2 separate regions of the Mus musculus genome follow, and region 1 is linked to region 2. A link is a contact called in ENCODE Hi-C or POLR2A ChIA-PET data. All regions are on one chromosome and are shown on one strand. The core of a region is the stretch at or near the end of the contact, and the rest is flanking DNA. Distances in the headings are between cores, read along the strand shown. Region 1 overlaps Clta (clathrin, light polypeptide (Lca)). Region 2 overlaps Glipr2 (GLI pathogenesis-related 2).

What was found. Hi-C counts contacts between places; a loop is a spot of excess contacts on that map. ChIA-PET counts read pairs that join two places held with the same protein, here RNA polymerase II (POLR2A).
Region 1: POLR2A ChIA-PET joins it to region 2 with 17 read pairs in Patski. The contact joins two enhancer-like sites. A Hi-C loop is called at or near these places in 1 of 37 maps with a recorded cell type or tissue (v-Abl transformed pro-B cells). POLR2A ChIA-PET finds 5 or more read pairs at or near these places in 4 of 5 experiments (Patski and embryonic stem cell).

Annotation. Positions count from the first base shown.
Region 1 is chr4:44,025,543-44,031,217 of GRCm38, reverse strand. It overlaps Clta (clathrin, light polypeptide (Lca)), which reads right to left. Exons shown (of 6, transcript NM_001080384.3): 5 at 5,658-5,675. Among named protein-coding and RNA genes, the nearest start is that of Clta, 24 kb to the right of the region's middle. Within about 2 kb of position 1,402, at least 1 of the 3 ENCODE cell types and tissues checked has a DNase peak (open chromatin) inside an H3K27ac peak, as active enhancers do.
Region 2 is chr4:43,967,038-43,973,057 of GRCm38, reverse strand. Glipr2 (GLI pathogenesis-related 2) reads right to left here. Exons shown (of 5, transcript NM_027450.3): 2 at 4,838-4,946; 3 at 4,383-4,486; 4 at 2,481-2,558. Among named protein-coding and RNA genes, the nearest start is that of Gm30377, 6.3 kb to the right of the region's middle. Within about 2 kb of position 4,262, at least 1 of the 3 ENCODE cell types and tissues checked has a DNase peak (open chromatin) inside an H3K27ac peak, as active enhancers do.

The DNA.
Region 1 (5,675 bases), core at 153-2,652, 61 kb before region 2:
CCAGTCTCCATTTCTCTACTCCAGAGAATGTGTAAAAGTCAAAGCCAACACCACCTGTAAGTCCAGCATTTCACAAGTTTCACTGCAAACTCACCCGGGGCCCAGGAAACCCAGTTCTGCCGTCTAATGAGGTGGCCATCCCAGGGTCATGGGCCCCAAGAGACTCTGTCTACCACCTTCCCCAAGTAGTTGTTCTTTTTCCTTCCTAGTTCTGTCATAAAAAGGAAGCAGGACTATTTCCAAGTCCTCAGCAATACTAAGGTCACTAACAAGGATCTTTATTAAAAACAAAAAAGCTTTGCTAGAAAAGGTAGTTTTCTGGGGGAGAAAACTGCGGCAGTTTACTGGACAGTTTTGAGTATCTTGACTTCACAACTAGGGAGGCTCTGTGCTGGGGAAGAGGGCAGGGCACCAGAAGCTAGCCACTAAAATAGCAATTTCTGCTATCTAAGACCAGGGAAACAGTGTCAGATACCCACACTGCCTGACTGAATGACACTTCATGTTCTTTAAGGATCAGGAATTGGCAAGGCAGAGCCTCCACCTCCTGCTCCCCGGCTCTGACTCTGGTAATATTGTGCTGCAGACCATGGCCCCAACATCTTAGGTCACCGCAGGCTCCGCAGGGGCAGACAGGCAGGCAGCAGGGCCTGGAAGCTGGCAGCACCAGCAAGTGGTCAGACCCAACTAAGCCCAAAAAAACCCTTCCCAGAGAGACCATTGAAGCTTGCTTCCCTCCAGGACCTCCAGTATGCAAATGGCCACAGGGAGAGCAGGGAGTGACAGTTGTGCAAGATTAGCAACAGTCATATCTAGCTTATCAACTCTCAAGCAGCCCCACAGAGCCAATGTGAAAGATTTAAAAAGCAAAGCAACTTGTGACAAAAAGGAGCATTAACTCTAAACAGAAAGAATCAAAACAAGAAAAGGAATTAGTTTTGCAACATACACATAACCAATCAGGTCAGCGAAGGGTTGTTTGTAGAAAGCTTCGTCTGCCACCCTAGACAGCAAGAAGTCCAAAGGCAGGCAAGCAGGCAGGAAAAAAGAGAGAACATTGAGAAGCAGAAAACATCTAAACCCCACAGTATTGCACCTGACAGTCCCCAGGGAACTGCTCCCCGGGCTCCGTCTGACCCAGGGCCTTCCAGCGGTGGGCACTCCAGTGCACAGAGAGGGGCATCTTGGAAACTGGCCTTCCTGGTGCCCGCCACAGGAGAGCACTGCAGCGTCAGCTTTGGGCTTCACCGGCGACAGCCTTTAGTAAGCACTCTGTTATGGGCTACATGCCATTCCACACACGGCAACCGTTAGTCAGCACCGTTGCTGACGGTGTCCTCGCCTTCCTCCCAGGCAAGGTGACTGAGGCTCAGCGATGAAGACTTGGTCAGCCGGTGGCAGTGTGGATCGCAGTGCACGTGTTTTCCTCACTACACACTAACGTTTGCCAGCTCAGGGTGCCATGCTGACTTTCTGTCAGCCTCAGGAATTATCACTGGGTATGACCACTGCCAGCCAACAGATGGGCACAGCCCCAAAGATTTAATCCCAAATCTTGGACCCAACCATTGCTTTCCCACACTTGCTTGGTGGAACAAAAAACCTGTGGCTGTTGCACAGTGCGCCTTAGACGTAGAAGAGGCTGGGGTAAGTGCTCTGGGGAAATGGAAGCTAGTTTGGGCCCCAGGGTTCCGTGTCTGCTCAGGAAGCCAGGGCAGTTTCTAAACACATGCCAGTCTGGGCTTTTGACAAAGTGTAGCTTAAAATCCTGACCTCACCAAGTCCTTATATACTCGAGGGCGGGAGGCAGGTGGGGTGGGAATGTGCAGGACCCAACTAACCAGGGCACAGGCACACTGGGAATGACCCTGCCAAACCTCAGCTTGTTCTTTGCTATATTGTTTTAGGATTTAAACAAACAAACAAACAAACAGGAAAATTTTGTTTTGTGAGATAGGATCTCACTTTGTAGTCCTGGCCTCCCAAAATTGAGGCGGCAGACATTGGCTGGAAGGCCATTTAAAGGACAATCAGGTCACTCATCAGTTTACACACACATTTATCTGAAAGCAAATTCTAGTAACATATATTCCAGTTTCTATTTATTTCATTTTGATACGGGGCCTCATGTAGCCCAGGCTAGCCTTAAACTTGACAGGTAACCGAGGATGCCCTTGATGTTCTAGGTCTCCTACTCTCGTTCCCAATCTTAGGAATGCGGGGATGGCGAGGATCCCCTTCAGGCAGTGCTGCGGACCAAGCCCAGGGCCTCACACAGGCCATGCAATCACGACTAACTGACCTAGACCTCCGGCGGTTTTAGTTTACTTTTAAAATACACACATACCCTTCATTCTTTCCTAATTCTCTACACAGAGGATATCTGTGGAAACGGAAAGAAAGCAAAAGGAGCAGCCTGGTTGTAACTCAGGGAAACAAGCTGCGGGTGAGTCAGTCAGGCGAGTGGGAGGCACAGAAGGGCAGGCAGCTCTACACCCTAATCCCTTTAGTTTACAGAAGGCTTAGCCTAATCCATTTATGCTGCTTTGCTCTCACTGGGGGAGAAGAAAGGTCTGCAGCCTCCCCTCAGGGCATCACTCACAACAAAGGCCTTGGTGAGGCCCTGCCTCTTCACTACTAGCCCCAAGAATAAAGAGCTTGTCTCTAAGACAAGCAGGGCCTCTGACAGACAAAATTAGAGACACTAGCGCACAGGCGCCCCACCTGTCTGCTCTCCTCCCAGGGTAAGGCCGACCTGGAATCAGCACCTGTCAGGGCTTAGGGAAGCCTGAAACGGGGAGAGGAATGCCTGACCAAAGGCCTAAAATAACAATTCAGAACTCCATTCTATAAATAGCTCTACAGTGGGCATGGAAAAAGAAGTCTACCACTGCTAAGAATAGTGGATTTAATTCCTCAAGTGGTTTTGGTTAGAGCTGAAAGTCCTAACACAAGAGACCTCTAACAAGGGGAATGTTTCTCTTCTTGCTTGGGAAGGGAGATGCTGCAGAGTTGTCCCCCAAGCATGAACTGCAGGAGACTTCCACTGTTCTGAGTCTCTGAAAAGGGAATTCTTTCTCATAGGCCACAACTGAATGATTCACTCTCTGGTGCAACAACAGGTAGGCCCTAACTTGGGGTAAAAGATAAGGTTTGGCATAGACAACACAGTACCGGCTACATAGGAACCAAACACCACCACCGCGTTGCCCCCACCCTTCTGCTGACTCCTCCTCACCTCACTCAGGAAGACCTGGCCTGGATGTGCTCCCAAGTGGTGAAGGGTTTTGTTTTATTTCAGAATAGGTCTCTATGTTCCAGGTTAGCCTCCTTTCTGTCTCAGCCTTCAGAGTATCCAATTATAGTAGTGTGGTACCACCAATGGCTTGGCTGATACCCCTCCTTCCCTATGTCATTTTGAGGATTTAACACAAAGTCCTGCATCACAGAACTTCATTCCTAGCACCTCAAATGATTTATAAATTCTCCTAACCACCATCCTCTAAAGAAATCACTCGAAGACAGGCAGTGGTAGTACAGGCCTTTAATTCCAGCACTTGGGAGGCAGAGGCAGGAGGATCTCTCTGAGTTTGATGCCAGCCACCAGGATTACACAGAAAAGACTGTATCAAAATAAAACAACAAAAACAAAAAACAAAATCTACAGGATTAAAGAGTAGAAAACGTATCTTCTGTCCTAGGATGTGGGGATGGTGGTTAGCATACCCTAACCTTATGCACTCAGACCTGAGCTGTGAGCAGCTTTTATAAGGCAGACTCAGCTGGTTTCCGACATCGACGTGTTAACACTCCATAAGAAATCTCTTCTCTGTGAAACTAGGGAGGTCGGGCAGTTGTGGCGCACACCTTTAACCCCAGCACCTGGGAGGCAGAGGCAGGCCAGCCTGGTCTACAGAGTGAGTTCCAGGACTATACAGAGTAACCCTGTCTCAACCCCCCCCCCAAAAAAAATCAGAAACTAGGGAGGATCAGGCAACTCAACATTCTACAATTCCGAGTAAACTAAAGTACTGCAATCTGACTACATGCTCAGAACCTCACCCTCTAAGGTTAAGTTCCTCTAATAGACGTGGGGTATTCCTTTAAATAAAGGGAATAAGCACAAACTTGTGCAATAGAAAGCCTGTTCCCAATGTCTTCATTATTAAGCTTGAAGGTCTATTTGTCAAGTTGCTGAAGCCATGGGACTCGATGTTAGTGGACTTGCCCCAGGGCCTCCAGAGTGGAGCGGTGCTGAGGCACTTTTGCTGGGGTGTACTCCCCACTGCAACATCGTTCTTTACTGCAGAGCCACACCTGATCCTGGAGGGGAATCGTCTTGAGGTGGCAAGAGCAGAGGAGCCTGACATTTCACACTTCACATCAGCACAGAGGCTCTGGGCGGCCGGATGGCAACTGACCCTGACCAAAGTCCTTCCCACCTTACTCAAATGGAACCTGAAAGGCACTGTCTTAGAGTACACCCCTCAGAGACATGTCCAGGTTGAGAGGCCTAGGCTTGGCATCAAAGGACAATGTCAAAGATGATCAAGAAACACGGGGAGTTTTAAAGGACTGTCTTAATAAGAGCCCACTTATTCTGTCATAGTTGCTTCACAATGGCATCAGCTGGCTATATTTTCTGAAAGATTTCCTTCTAAGAGCTGCCCCCGAAATGCCAGACCCAGCCCACAGCGAATAACCTAAGGCCCAGTCTGCCTTGGGATCTGTTTTTGTCCTTTTTTTTTTTTTTTTTTTTAAAAAAACAATGAAATGAGTGGCATGCCTCCTACTTGGTAAAAGGTGGGTGGCTCTGAATCCAGCAGAAAGTTAATCTGCCTGTGGCAGGGAGCTATACTCTGAGCATCTCCCTAGGCTACCTCCAAGAAGTAAGGGCCCCTACGAAATGAGTGCATACCACAGCTACTGTTTGGTAATGATAGGGGACGGAGTGTTTTCTCTCCCCACAGTATTAACTTTCAGTAAGTGTAATGTGTGTGTGTGTGTGTGTGTGTGTGTGTGTGTGTAAGAGCACACTGCAGCTACCTTCAGACACACCAGAAGAGGGCATTGGATTGCATCACAGAAGGTTATGAGCCATCATGTGGTTGCTGGGAATTGAACCCAAGACCTCAGGAAGAGCAGTCAGTGCTCTTAACCGCTGAGCCATCTCTCCAGCCCCTCTTTTAAAAGCATGTTCATGAGCCCAGAGCTTCCTAAGCACAGGCAGTCGTCGGTGAAGCCTCAATCCTGCAGTCCATGCTGGGACATCCTGAACGACCTAATTACAGAGCACGTCCGTGCTAAGGACGGACTTCAGAAAGCCTCTTTAGGAGGGCAAGGCTACATTTAGGGGATCTGTATACTTAGTCTGTAATTCTCTCCAAAGTAACGAGACTCTGCAGCTGACCTTTCATCTCAGGGCTCCAGGGCCTACCTTTCCCAGATCTTGCCATTACAGTTGATGAAACCAGGCCCAGTTTAAGAGCCAAACTCAATCCAAGTTGAATTTTGCTCACAAGACCCAGGAGACTTGTAGCCTCTGTTTCTAGCAGTTTCTTCCAGATCCCCAAGGCCTTTCTAAGAAGGCAGGCACAGCCAGGAACCTGGACTGGGTTCTCGAATGGATCTGACTCAGTCTCAGAGAAAGGACCAACCTGTTGTTTGCCTTTGTC
Region 2 (6,020 bases), core at 3,013-5,512:
GGGGCTGTTAGTCCAAGTAGATAATAAGGTATTTCAAAGGCCTTTCACCTATATAAGCTCAGGTTGGGGAGCCCCCAGAAAACAATGCAGCAAGAAGCCAGGGATTGAGAGACTCATGCAGGGTGGGCTTGGCAATCCTCAAGGCTTGAAGTCATAGTTCCACAACACCAAAGGCTCAAGTGTGGAATGTCATTTGTCCCCAGCATTGTGCAGGCACCATCCCTTGGTGCAGGCACCATGGAAAGGGCACTGGGTATGAGCAGAAGATACAACAAAAGCCTTTCTCTTTGTAGGTCTCAGTCTTCTCCTTTGCTAAATGGGCAGAATAAAGCCCTGCTTTTAGCTCCATTGGAGACTGGTGTGGATACAGTCACTTAATAACCATCAAGCAATGCTATGTGCAGCTCCAAAATCCAGCATGTGTCCGATTGGTCAAGACCCTCACTCTCAGGAAAAGCAAGCTATGAAGTGAAAGTCTGTGGACACCGTTAAAAGGAGCCAAGGCTCTGCCTACACATCCTAAATCCCTGCTCCCTCCTCCTCACTCAGTGGCAAGGTCATTGCCATCTGAAGCTCAGGCAGCAGCTAGCTGCTCCTCAGCCTAGCAACCCGGGGGCGGGGCGGAGGAGGGGGCGGGGGAAGGGGCGGGGTGCTAACTGAACCAGAAATGTCCCAGATCTGCACCTAAGGTTGCAAGAACCCTTCCTGGACAGGGTGAGCAGTAAGCCACAGGAAATAGTAAGAACACATCATTTCCTGCTTCTGAAGAAACTCTCCAGGGGATGGCAGGCCTCAGATGGCTCTACTGTAGATGGGATGATGGGGGAGGGGTCGGAGTGAGGAGGAAAACTCCCCCTTTCAGTTTCTCGGGTGTTTTGAGTCAGACACACATTCCTTCCTAGCTTGTCCTGGGCTCAGGAGGGGTCTGAGTCACTTCTGAGAAAAGACAAGGGGTAGGGGTGGGGGCAGCAAATGGGTCAGAAGGACCTCAGAGCCCAGAAAAGCTGGAAAGACTTTAATAAGATAAATGTTTGCTGCTCAGGGCTGGAGAAAGGGCTCTTCCTTAGTCTGGTGCAAAAAGGTTTGCCCAGCAGCTCTGTAACCTCCCCGGCTCCCTCAAGGGTGGCGTGAGGGAGGGATAGGGCTCACTGGCTGGCCAGTCTAGTTAAATTGCAGAACTCCAGACACAGCGAGAAGCCCTGTCTCAAAAAATGAGGTGGAGAGAAACTGAGGAGGACATTAGACATCAACCTCTGGTCTCCTTATGCACACTCATGTATCTATACACGTGTATATACACACATACACACAGATGCTCACACACACACACACACACACACGAGCATCTTCATGTGGACACACATGCATTTATATGAGCACACACGTGTGTATCTGCATGCACAAACACATGTATCTGTATACACATCAGAGAGTGAGCTCGCGAGCACACACACACACACACACACACACACACACACACACACACACACACACGGCCTATAAGAAAGGTGATCTTGGGCTGGTGAGATGGCTCAGTGGGTAAGAGCACCCGACTGCTCTTCTGAAGGTCTGGAGTTCAAATCCCAGCAACCACATGGTGGCTCACAACCATCTGTAACAAGATCTGACGCCCTCTTCTGGAGTGTCTGAAGACAGCTATAGTGTACTTACATATAATAAATAAATAAATAAATAAATAAATAAATAAATGTTTAAAAAAAAAGAAAGGTGATCTTCCCTGTTTCTGAATCGACAGCGCCCAGAAGCACCAGAGAGGTTCCCACCATGTCCTTGGATAGGGTAAAAAGAATGACTCAAGTTCCCACAACACACAAACAGCAGAGCCAAGAGCCTGCGTTTTTCTGAATCTTCTTAGACTCACCTGAGCCACAGCCCACAATGCAAGGGAAGCCCCAGTCCTGAGAAATGGGGAGAAGCAGTGCATGTGTGCGTGCGTGCGTGCGTGCGTGCATGCGTGTGTGTGCATATGTGTGTGTGTGTGTCTGTCTGTCTGTGCGTGCGTGTCTGTCTGTCTGTCTGTCTGTGTCTGTGTGTGCGCATGTGCATGTGTGTCTGTAGAGGCGGGAGGTGAGGACAAGCCTGACCCTTTCTGAACTGTCCCCAGGGAGCCACAGCAGTGTCACTAGGAGAGCAGCTGAGGCAGCAGAGGCGGCAGAGGCAGGATGAGCAGGTTGGTCATATATGCTCAAATATCAGCTCAAGAATGAAACACTGCTGGTACACACCCAACTTTGAGCTGGCTGGGCATGTGGTGTCTGGGGTCAGGATGAAGAAAGGCTACAGGTCTGGGATGGTGGTGGTGGGGGTGAGGTGGGCAGGTGCTGGGAAGGGAAAGCTTTCTGTTCTGGGCAGAGTTAAACCAGAGAAGTAGGCTGAACCAATGCAGGAGGGGGAGCGCCAACTTTCCGAAGGGAGGCAGACCGTGTTGACTGACATTTAGCCCAGGCCCCTCCACTCACCAGTCCCTGAAGTGAAACCAGGCTGCTGGAAGTTGTAGCTCTTGATTTCGCTGTACCACCTATCGGCCACATCCTTTCCTGTACAGAAAAGACACGTGAGAGCTCAGCAATAAAATCTATACACCCCTCCCTCTGGCTTCTTCCCCCAACCCCAAACCCCCATTCCACACTGGATATCTGACAAAGCCTTGGCGAGGTGAAACATTAGGGTCACTCCCTGCAGAGTCCTGAGGACTCAGGAAGAAGGCACCCAGTGCCTTCTCTGGGTGGGTTGAGCACTGGGGTCAAGAGTCCGCAGATGAGGTGGCCTACATCCTGCCACTGAGCCACTGTGGCTTCTAGACAAGGTGTTCCCTGCTCTGGACCTCTGCAGCAGAAGGTCGGACTCAGTGAAACCCAAGGATCTTCTAGCCATGTTTTGAATTTCGGGGAGCCTGTCCTCATCCCACCTGGGGTCCGTTTCTAAAATACCCATAGGAATAAAGGGAGCTGAGCCAGTAGGCCAAGGGGCCTTCATCTCGAGCATCCACTGTCAGCGTGGCATAAGGAAGCATCTCCTAGGATCTGTTGATCTCAGAGCCATAGCTCCAATCAGGACATAGATGTCAAGATGTCACCCTGGTGGCCAATGAAAAAACGCTGAGGCCTGGGTCCGTTTTGAGATCAGTTGTATTGATTTCTCTAGAGGAGAGACCCAGGGGTTGGGAAGTATTCTAAACTCTCCAAAAGATTCTAGCATGTAACTATGAGATACTTAAACTTAAATTTGGGTCAGAGAGAGAGAGAGAGAGAGAGAGAGAGAGAGAGAGAGAGTACTGGCTTGATCATGATGCTCTGAGATCCAGCATAAGGTCAGACTGGATAGAGCAGCACCCCGGGGCTCCTATCAAGTCTGCATCCACCCAGCACCCTTCTCCCAGTCAGGAGACGCTGAGCCTGGGCCCGGAGTCTGTAGGCTGAGGAAGAGGCTCAGAGGCCCCACCATCAGCTGCCTTCCAAGCACGTAGCTTTTGGGGAGAGGACAGCTGGTGTGGGGGTGGGGCAGGTGGGGGAGGGGATGATGCTAGGGAAGCCAGGCACTTGGGGAATCCCCTTGGGAGCTCCCAGGAATGTGAGGCTGGGGAGGGAAAGGAGTCATTCTCTTCTGGGCTTTGGAGAAAGCCCCAGAGATAGTGACAGCTCTTACTATTTTCCTAAAAAGCTACCTCAGGGCTGCAGGAGATAGAGATTCAAGAATGTCTGTCCAGTGGGGGTGGGGGTCATTCCCTCCCAGGCCCTGGGCAGAAAAATCATTTCTATTTTCCTTTCCTTTCCTTTCCTTTCCTTTTCTTTCCTTTCCTTTCCTTTCCTTTTCTTTCTTTCTCTCTCTCTTTCTCTTTCTCTCTCTCTTTCTTTCTTTCTTTCTTTCTTTCTTTCTTTCTTTCTTTCTTTCTTTCTTTCTCTCCTTCCTTCCTTCTCTCTTTCTTTCTTTCTTTCTTTCTTTCTTTTTTTTTTAAAGAAAAGAAAAAAATGCTCAATTCTTTTTTTTTCTTTCTGATTATGAAAGCAATACATTTACAGGGCAAAAATAAATAATTTAGCAAAGCACGGGACGCTCCGGTGCCCGCAGCCGGCTGAAGTAATACAGATGCTGCAGTCTCCAGCGCCCGCGCCTCTGACTTGTACTTCTGCACCCGAGCTGTCTCCTCTGACTCATCTCTCTTCAGGCTCCCAGCCTACTGGCTGTGGGGCAGCTACTGAGGTCAGCCCAGGAACAGATGCAGAGAATTCAGGGGTTTTCTTTCCCTTCCTGGGCCTGTGGCTCTACCATCATTGAACTGTGAAGGGCAGTGCCAGGAGGAGCGCCCAGAGGCCTCATCTTAGATCTAGCAGAGCAGAGCGGGGAGGAGCTGAGTGTCCTACCTGTCTGATCATAGGACGCCCACGCAAGGTTCTCTCCACACTGGCCACGACTGGACTCTGGGCTGTGCTTGAGAATTCTCGTGCTGGCCAGGGCCTCCGAATACCTGCATAATGTATCTCCTCAGAGCAGGCCCCGCCCGGGGACACCCCCACCTCCATCCCTGACACACACACCATCCAACATCCAACGTCTGAGATTTGTACTGCTGAGCCTCCTTCCCTATCTGGGTTCACCAGAGGGATAACAGAAACACAGGTCTTGTATAGCCTGGGCCTCCCAACCATCCCATTTTTAGAAGATTGAGCAAAGGGGCCTGCCTGGGCCAGCAAAAGAGTAGGTCCTTAAGTCTGGCTATATCTGAGACCCCATCACATCCCTTCAACCACCCAGGGGCCCTCATGACTGCAGAAGCAGCTCCACAAAGGGCCCGAGCCAATGGCTGCTGGGAACTCACTGCTGGGCTTCCCGGTTGAGCTTCTTACAAAGCTTCAGGGGCGGGACACCGTGCTGGGCCCGGTACTCGTTGTGGGCCTTCAGGACCTCGTTATTAAACTGTTTGGAAGCTGGAATGACAGAGGAACGAACAACAGCTCATTGTAGAGGGGAGACCACCAGAGGTCTATTGGCACACGTCAGGACACAGAGACAGCCGGCCCCTCCCTTCCTCTTCATCCTGCTCACACCAGCCCTGTTCCACACCAGTGTTCATTCTGCCTCTATGACCACCATCACCCTCTTCAGAGCTCTGTGACCACCATCACCCTCTGCAGATAGATTAGGATCTTCTGGGCTGTGATGGGGACCTGAATCTTTATCTGAGGCCATGGGAGACGACTGAACAAAAGCAGGGGACTACACAGATTCAGAAAGCTGCTGCTGGCTGCTGAGGGGCACTGAGGAAGGAGCAGAGCTGGTCAGACATTGCTAGAGGAAAATGTCTGAAGGTGGCTGGATACCTCAGACTAGACCAATGGAGTCTGGGGAGAGCTGGGGTTGGGAGCTCAGGGAGAAGGAAGGAGCTTAGCTAGGGTGGGTGGTACCATATTGGACCAGTGAATACAAGAGGCATGGGTGGATGGAGAAAGGGAGACAGGGAGACACAGACAGGAGAGAGAGAGAGGGAGAGCGAATGAGATGGGGGGAGAGACAGGAGAAAGAGTCAGAGAGACAGAGAGAGGAGAGAGGGAGAGAGAGGAGAGAGAGAGAGAAAGAGAGAGAGAGAGAGAGAGAGAGAAAGAGAGAGAGAAACAAGGAGGAGAGAGAGGAGAGATAGAGTCAGAGAGCCAGAGAGAGGAGACAGAGAAAGGAGAGAGAGAGACAAAGAGGAGAGAGAGAAGAGACAGAGAGAGAGAGAGAGAGAGAGAGAGAGAGAATGAGATAGTACTAACTAAGAGGCTCAATGGCAGCAGCCTTGAGGGATGGACTGAGAGTTTAGGGAAGAGGACACCGTGGTCACATGAAAGGAGGACAGAATCAGCCGGGTGGGGCTGTGGAGAGGGAAGAGCCTGTGCCCACCTGGATTATGAATTCAGCAAAGTTAACATCCAGAGGACTGGGGTTAGGGAAACGGGATGGAGCACTGGAAGATCAAGAGTGGACAAAACCCACACCACTTCCAATCTGAGGCAACCCCATCC